Linked DNA regions of Homo sapiens: region 1 is linked to region 2. A link is a contact called in ENCODE Hi-C data. All regions are on one chromosome and are shown on one strand. The core of a region is the stretch at or near the end of the contact, and the rest is flanking DNA. Distances in the headings are between cores, read along the strand shown.

Region 1 (4,398 bases), core at 76-2,575, 890 kb before region 2:
GCTTGATTTAGATGACTCCAAGGAATTATAAAATGTTCTTTTTTTTTTTTTTTTTTGAGACGGAGTCTTGCACTTTCGCCCAGGCTGGAGTGCAGTGGCCGGTCTCAGCTCACTGCAAGCTCCGCCTCCTTGGTCCTCGCCATTCTGCCTCAGCCTCCCAAGTAACTGGGACTACAGGCGCCCGCCACCACGCCCGGCTAATTTTTTGTATTTTTAGTAGAGGCGGGGTTTCACCGTGTTAGCCAGGATGGTCTCGATCTCTTGACCTCGTGATCCACCCCCGTCGGGCTCCCGAAGTGCTGGGATTACAGGCGTGAGCCACGGCGCCCAGCCTACATAATGTTTTTGATGAAATAAGGGCGTGTGGCTATGTAAGAACATGCCAGCCGGGTGCGGTGGTTCACGCCTGTAATCCCAGCGCTTTGGGAGGCCGAGGTGAGCAGATCACTTGAGGTCAGGAGCTCAAGACCAGCCTGGCCAACATGGAGAAATTCTGTCTCTACTAAAAATACAAAAATTAGCCGGGCATGCACCTGTAGTCCCAGCTACTTAGAAGACTGAGGCGGGAGAATCGCTTGAACCTGGGAGGCGGAGGTTGCAGTGAGTCGAAATCGCGCCACTGCACTGCAGCCTGGGGGACAAGAGTGAAACTCCATCTCAAAATAAAATAAAATAAAATAAAATCGGATACATAAAGCAAGAGTGACAAAAACTTGATATTCCAGAACTTGGGTGGTAGGTATGTGGGGATTTATAGTTCTTTTCACTGTTTTGTGTATATTTGAAAAATTTCAAAATAAAAAGAGAGGCTGCCTTAGGTAAACAAAGACAGTATATAATACCCACAGTGTCAAAGCAGAAAGTATATGGACGCTCTCAAAAGTTATTTCTCTTATCAGACCAACTCTCCCTGCTTTCTTCCTGCCTTGGCTGATGATTTACCTTTTATTAAAATTCTCACATTCCAATACCTTGATTACTAATGGTTATATTAATCACTTTTATTTCATATTTCAATCAACAGATCAACATTTATTATTAGCCATGAATATGTGCCGCTGAGAACGTCCGGAAACCTCCTCCTCCTCCCGTTCTCCGTTCCACCCAGAGGAGTCGCTCCCCAGAACGGTCCTTTCTGCCTGGTAGAACCTCGTATCACCACCAGGGGGCGTGCCATCACTGAATTTGCTCCGCGGCTGCTTCAGGAAAGATAAAATCAGCCCCGCAGTCTGAGTAACTGGTTACCAGGGTTTCGGCGCACCCAGGACCGGTGTTTGTCATTGTTTAGGCACGTCTCTGGTGACTTCATTCCACTATACCCAAGTCTTTTTGGGGAAACAATTACCCTATTTGAACAGAACAAGTAAGGCAAATTGGTAACTGGAAGATGACTAGGTGCTTCTACAGGATGTGTTGGGACATCCTGTCTTCCCCTGGGGCTTAGCTTTGGGTGTGGACCCTTCCTTCTCACTTGATGGTTGGGAAAGGATACCCCCCTCTCTGCAGGGGCACAGCCCCTTCTTTGTCCTGGATAGGCCTGGCTAGCAGAGCAGGAGTGAGCTGGCCCGTGTGGACAGGGGCGTCACTGGGGACAGACGAGGGGCCTCGACCTTCAGAAGCCTCTGTGGCAGGGAAGACCCCGAAGATGGCGGGACCGCTCTAAACTGCCAGGCGCTCTGCAGGCTCGGGCGCCCATTCTCTTGCACACCCCTGGGCCTCCCGTTCCCTCTGGCCATGCACTGAGTGCCTGCTGGGCTCCAGGCCACCTTCCTGCTCCGTGAGCCAGGGCTTTAGAGGACACAGGGCTTGAGCGGGAGGATGAGAGAGGGAGGGCTTCTCTCAATCGCAGATCTGATCCTGCCACTTCCCGCTCAAGAAAATCCTTTAGAGGGGGCAGCTTCGGATGGCTCCCTGTGGCCTCCAGTAAAAAGCAGAAGCCCTGTCATGGCCTAGGGGCCTGCACAATCAGCCCCTCCCTCCTCGGTGCCACTCTGCGCTGCCCGTGTTCACTGCCCTCCAGCCCGGGCGGCCTCTCGGTCCCCACTGCCCTGTGCTCACCGAGATGCTGTTGGCTCTGCCTGAAGAGTTCCTCTCCTGGACCCCTCCGTGCTCCCAGCCAAAGGCCTCCCCTCAGGCATTCTTCCTGCATCCTGAGCTTTTCCTTGGAAGCTTCTGCCACAACCATAACCCCATGCTTCCGACTCCCCCACTAGACTCTGAGCAACACAGAAACAACAGCATTTCCATAAAACCTTTTGAAAAACTGAAAATACTCTACGCATCCATCACGACCTCAAGCAGTGAACCAGGTAGCTGAGGCTTTGCTTTCCAAGAAGACTCCAAGGAAAGTGGCACAAAGAGAAAGAAAGTATTTGGGAATGAGAACCCTTCCTGAAGCCTTGGCATCACACCACGGTCAGCAGTCTTCTTTCCCTGTGTGTAAAGCTGACCCTAGCCAGGGATCAAGGGAGATCAGAGCTTATGAAAGGCAGGAGTAACGGCTGAGCAGAGAAGTGGCAGGAGCATGATAGTCATAACCAGACTGCTCAGAGCATAGAGTCCAGAAGCACCCCTTTTGCCTCCCTCTATGATATCTCCCAGTCCCTCCCTGCTCTAGGCCTTCCTAGCAGAGCTATCACCAAAGGGGGCCTCTGGAGGAGAAAAGGAATCAATGTGAAAAATTAAATTCTGGCTACTGTTCCTCTATACATTCATATGTTCATTTAATAGACCAATGGGGTGGTGCATGTGCCAGGCACTGGGATAGGTGCTGGAGATGGCTTTGAAGAGCTCAGACATAGCCAGCTGATGGGGGAGGCCATTAGTAAGAAAATCATTATGGTGCAACAGAAGCACTTTAGCAGCTTCATGTACAAAGAGGACTCCACTAACATAGAGGGACAAAAGCCTGGACCTTCTGGGGATGGAGAGGAGGAAGGCAGGAAGGTGCTAAGTTTAGGGAAGATATACAGAGCAGGTGGGCATTTGAAGATCAGGTTAGCCGGTCAGCCAATAAATGCTTACTGAGTGCCTTCTGGGTGCCAGGCACCCTTATAGGTGCTGGAATGCATCAGGGAAGAAAACAGGCCCTGCCCTCATGGAGGTGGTATTCTAGTGGGGTGGCGGGGAGGGATGCCGCGCATAAATATGAATAAAAAATAGAATAAGTAAGTGCATTCTATAGCGGGTTAGAATGCTGTGGGGAAAATAGAACAGTGTAAGGAGGTCAGGAGAGTTGGAGAGGGGTTTAGCATTTTTGGGGAGGTGGTCAGGTAAGCCTCAAGGAGAAGGTGACATTTGAGCAAGAACTTACCATAAGAGAAGGAATAAGCAGAGCCCAGGTATGGTTACCTGGGGGAAGTGATCCAGACATGGGGAGCAGCCAGGGCAAAAATCCCTGACGCTACAATGTGCTGGCATGTTTGAAGAGCAGCAAGGTCAGTGTGACTGGAGCAGAGGGCAAGGAAGGAGGAGAGAAGGTCAGATTGCAGAGGGCCTTGTGGGGAGTTTTAAAGACCTGGACTTTGACTCTGAGAGAAATGTACCATCATAGGAGCAGCGGTATGCTGGCCAACTAGGTCTCAGAAAAATAAAAATAAAAAGCCCTGGTTTGTAGCATTTGCCAATTTCTGTGGTAAATCTCCCACCTTGGCCTATTTCAAGCCATGAGTGTGGCATTCCTGACCACAGATAGGGGAGAGATGTGCAGGATTGGCCCTCACTAACTAATGCTTGCCATTCCAGCCCACCTCTGCTTTGGAGAATTCTGAGCAGAGATATGACATGATCTGACTGTGTTGCAAGGAGGTCACTCTGGCTGCTGTGTTGAGAGCATACAGGGGGCCAGGGAAGCAAGGGCAGAAGCAGGGAACATTTAGGAAGCTCTTGCAGTGATTCAGGTAAGAGAGGACATGTTCAGAGATTAGGTATTCACTACCAATATGGTGACTCAAAGGCAGATTCTAGGTGTTTTCTGAAGGCAGCATATAGAAGCCCACCTGGATGTCTTGGCAGACAGGATGTGGGTTATGAGAGGAGAGCAATTCAGGGTGGCTCTAAGCTTTGATAGAAGTTTTAGGGGGAATGGGAGGAAAGGCATTCTAGGCATAGGGTACAGCATGTGAAAAGCCACACACATAAGCATACATTCTATTTGGGGACAGAAATGAGGAGTGTGGCTGTTGAACCAGTTATGTGAGCAGAGGGAGCAGATAGGGCTGGTAAAGAGGGTCCTGTTCAGGTGTACCCCAGACAGGAGCCAGAACTTCCAGGCAGTTTTGAAGATATTCCTCCTCCAGGACCGGGAGGAAAATTCTTTTTTTTCTTTTTTTGAGATAGGGTCTTACTTTGCTGCCCAGACTGGAATGCAATGGCATGATCATGGCTCACTGCAGCCTC
Region 2 (4,385 bases), core at 141-2,640:
TGGGGGCCTGGATGGGAGGAGTGTGTCAAGGGCCCAACCGAGGCTGCCGCCCAGGGCTGCACGATACAGATCAGTGCTGGCCTCTCCATCTCACTTCCATGCTCTCTGAGCTGAACTCCGAAGGCCCCATCACCAGGGCCCCATTTGCGAAGGCGGCACCAGACAGGCTGTGGGAACGAGCTTCACAGCTTTTGTCAAAGTGGCATAATAAAGCCCCCAAGTGTCTGCTCTTTGCAAACTGGGATGGCAGATCAATTGTGGCATAAACAAAATAGCAGGCTTGGTGCGAACCCAGGGACAGATCACGCCTCTGCAGGGTGTGATTGAGGGGGAGGAGGAGATTCTCAGGGTGGCTGGGTTTGCCTTTTCTCTGGCTGAAGCTTTGAGGCCCCTCTCCAGAGCAGCTTGGCTCCCCACAAATTGCAAGAGCTTGGGAGACTGCTTCTCTACTCTGGGAGGCAACTGGCTAGGCAGTGGCACAAGCATAGGCCCCAGTGCCCTCAGCAGGAAGCCTGTCCCAGGGTCTCAGCACCCCCCCAGAGCTCTGAACCTACTGACCTTGATGCGGAAGAAGGATGGACCATCCTCCACCCCCACCTTGTCTCCCAGGATGAGCTGAGTGTGCTCTGTAGGAAAGCGAAGGGCAGTAAAGCAGGCACAGAGAGACCTCAGGAACAGGACAGTAAGGACGCTTTCACTGGTTGCCCTGTGCGCTGTCGGAGACCCTTCTGCCTCACCTGTCCCTTCATTCTGGGCAGATGGTGTTACACAGCTAGTCTAGTATTTAGCATCATTTGGGGCCTGCAGCACTCCCTAGCTAAGTTGTTATGCTGAATGCAAGCTGAACCAGGGCCGTAAGAAGACCCCAGGACAAGTTCTGGCCCAGACTATATGCGCCCTGTCCCAGAGGTGAGCCTGCTGGCAGCAAAGGGGGTAGGATCTGTACAAAACTGCTAAGAAACCCAGTGAGGGGCCTCTAGGAAGGCAGCCTAGAGACTGAGGACAGGAACTGCATCTGTCTGGTTTTCCACCATATTTCTGAGCCTTGCATGATACTGCCAACCTGATGCTGTCCACAGTAAATGTTTGCTGAAGGAATGAATAGGTGGATGTTGGTCTTACCAGCTTCATGTCTGGTGTTGGTTGCCTTGCTGAGGCCCTCGGATAAAGCCACACCCTTGTGAGGAGGGAGCATGAGGCCGGTCACATTCTAGGTTTGGTCATCCAGGAAAAAGGCAGATCCTCAACTGGAAACCCAAACTCCAATAGATGGCCTTGGGCAGAAGCCAGGAGTCCAGACATGGAAGAGTTTGGAGGAGTCAGAAGAGGCCCCCAGAGAGTGGAGGAGATGGCCTTGGCCTCACAAGAGTAGGTCAGGCAGGGCAGGCCTGTGGGGGGCCTCAAGAGGCCAATGAGTACCCCAGCTGTGGTCAGCCAGGCAGACTGTCACCCAGAAGCAGCAGTCTCCTCTGCACCTCATTCCTCGCGCTGTCCTCAAGCCCTGGGTCAAGTCTTATGTAAATAGCCCAGCTTGTCTGAGCTGTGCCACGGGGAGGTTATGAGTCTACCTTGGCAGACTCTTTAGGGGATAGGCCATGGCCCCTCTCCCCTGTGAAGGGGACAGCAATGATCAGTAGAAAGGAGGCCAGAGAGGACAGAGGACTCTTAAGGATGGGAGTCACAACTCTGAGCAGCAGCCACTCTCCCACGAAGATGCTCCCCTGGCTGTGGTCCTGGAGGACTGCAATTTGGTTTCTTAAGAAAAATGGAGCTTCCTTGGTGCCCTCAGAATACAGTCTAATGTGGTGGAAAGAGCATGAACTTTAGATGCTAGCACACCTGGGTTTCAGTCTCGGCTCCACCATTTCCAAGCTGTGGGGACTTCGCAACTGCTTTTCACCCTTTAACCTGCAGTTTCTGCATCTGTTGAATGGAGCTGTTCTCCCCCATAGGTTGTCATGATGACATGCGATGATGCAGGCAGGGCCAGCATTGTTAGGTGGTGGCTTTCACCACAATGAAGAGAAAATCCAGGTGGAACCAGTTTATTAAATGGGCCGACACTGGAAATGGCTTTGTCTCATCTATTGTCTTTAAGAACTCCCTTTTAGATTCCTTAACATCTTGGGTAAATGCTAGAGTTATCCAAATAGTTTTTATGTCTTTTTGTGTTTTGGGGTTTTTGTTTGTTTTTGAGACGGAGTTTCGCTCTGTCGCCCAGGCTGGAAGGCAGTGGCGCGATCTTGGCTCACTGCAACCTCTGCCTCCCGGATTCAAGCGATTCTCCTGGCTTAGCCTCCCAAGTAGCTGGGATTACAAGTGCACTCCACTATGCCCGGCTAATTTTTGTATTTTTAGTATAAACGGAGTTTCGCCAAGTTGCCCAGGCTGGTCTTGAACTCCTGGCCTCAAGTGATGCACCCACCTTGGCCTCCCAAAGTGCTGGGGATTACAGGCGTGAGCCACCAGGCTCAGCCAGTTTCTTTGTTTCTTTTCTTTCTTTCTCTTTTTTTTTTTTTTTCTGAGGGAGTCTCACTCTGTTGCCCAGGCTGGAGTGCAGTGGCGCAATCTCGGCTCACTGCAAGCTCCGCCTCCTGGGTTCACGGCATTCTCCTGCCTCAGCCTCCCGAGTAGCTGGGACTACAGGCACCCGCCGCCACACCTGGCTAATTTTTTTTTTTTTTTTGTATTTTTAGGAGAGACGGGGTTTTTGCATATTGGTCAGGCTGGTCTTGAACTCCTGACCTCAAGTGACCTGCCCACCTTGGCCTCCCAAAGTGCTGGGATTACAGGCATGAGCCATCACGCCCGGCCTCTTTTGTTGTTGTTGTTGTTGTTAATTAAGTACCAGTTTTAAGATTGAGACTCGTTCTCAGTTGTTTAATCAAATCTTCAAATTCACTTCTAATCAGAGCTTATTTAGCCTCCCCCTCTAGCTCTGGGCTGACACATGGCTCAGGGGACCCGCAGTGGATGGGGCATGGGGGTGATCTTACATCACTGGAGCCACTATCATTCCTTCTTAACTTTTGCTGGTGGGGCTGCAAGGCTCCCTGTTAGAACAGGCATATGTGCTTTCACGGCATCTATTTATGGGTCCTTGGGAGCCCTGCACAGGGACCACTCCCTGCCCCATTCCCTGAGTGGGCACTGCCCTCTCCATCCCTCCTCCTGTGACTCCCTCTCATGCTGTCCCCAGCCCTCTGCCCCTCAGCCTCTTCTTCCTAGGGCCCCCTTGCTCCAGCAGGCAGCCCTCTTGAGCAGTCTCTTCAGATCTCTTCCTTTCAGTATCCACTTGTCACCCTCTGGTGACCCATGTCACCCTCACATCTCCTGATGAAGCAAGCCCTTGAAGTACAGATGGCCCCTGGGACTGCCCTCTTCCTCCCCTGCCTGTGGGGGCTGCCCCAGTCAGCCTCCCACCCAGAGAACTCTCCAGCACAGCTCTGGACTCCAGGGGACACTGCCGGGTTCTCCCAGAACCCTCACCATGCTCCACTCTGGGTAGGCCTGTGAGCGGCTGTGCCCAGCCAGCTAGGAAGTGAGCTGCCGGGCTCTTGCTGACACTCCATAAGTCCTCTTGACCTTCCCTGCTCCAACCATCCCCTGGCCTGGGGGTGAGTGAAAGAATCCACAGCACTCTCCACTGCCACAACAACTACCCATAACAACTTCCCAACTGATGGAAGATCCCATCAATCCCCAGCCTTTCCGTACAGCCTGGAGGTGGGGGTGTGGGGGGTTGCTAGCCCCAGACCTGTTTTGCTGTTTTATTAAGTCCAGCATGGATGTGTCTGGAACTTCTCTTTAGAATGGGGAGAAATGTACACATACTGTTCTCAGCTTTGAGGCTTTAGCTGAAAAATCCAATTCAGTATTTTCTTAGTTAGACAAAGTATTGGTTTTCCAGGCCCAGGATTTTCAATTACCTTAGGAATTTAACAGAGTTATCCTTCTATAAGAGACTTTGTGTTCCCTCAGTGAGTAGATGCAGTGTTCTGTATACCGATCTATGCACCAGGCTTGAAGCCAGGACAAAGAGGTGGGAGTCTGTCCCCAACATGCAGGTCACAGCCCCTCAGCCCCTACTCCCTCACCTATACAGTGATGGGTACGTCAGAATTGGGTATCTGAGAGTTCTAACAGTCTAGAAGTTTAAAATTTTTTTCTCACTATGAGTACAAAAAAACTCACAAAACATACAATTTAACAGATTATTACACAGCTAACACACATGTAACTACCACCCAGGTCAACAAAAACATTTCTAGCACCCCAGAGGTCCCCTATGTCCCCTCTCAGCTACTACCCCCTGCCATGCTCTAGAGGAAATCCCAATTCTGACTTTTATCAAAATTACTTCCTTGCTTTCCCTTATAATTTTA

The links. A loop is a pair of places that touch in the nucleus more often than their neighbours do. Pooled maps may share reads with other maps.
Region 1: a map of heart right ventricle shows a loop between it and region 2 (4-fold over the local background). The contact joins the enhancer-like site here to the promoter of MSH2-OT1 in region 2. A Hi-C loop is called at or near these places in 2 of 168 maps with a recorded cell type or tissue (CD4-positive, alpha-beta memory T cell and heart right ventricle) and 6 of 50 pooled maps.

What each region holds. Positions count from the first base shown.
Region 1 is chr2:48,417,683-48,422,080 of GRCh38, reverse strand. No RefSeq gene overlaps it. Among named protein-coding and RNA genes, the nearest start is that of PPP1R21, 21 kb to the left of the region's middle. Within about 2 kb of position 1,325, at least 11 of the 41 ENCODE cell types and tissues checked have a DNase peak (open chromatin) inside an H3K27ac peak, as active enhancers do.
Region 2 is chr2:47,524,542-47,528,926 of GRCh38, reverse strand. MSH2-OT1 (MSH2 overlapping transcript 1) reads right to left here and starts at 1,390. Exons shown (of 3, transcript NR_120602.1): 1 at 1,123-1,390; 2 at 559-626. The region is part of intron 1 of KCNK12 (potassium two pore domain channel subfamily K member 12); the gene reads left to right. It also overlaps a transcript of MSH2 not described here.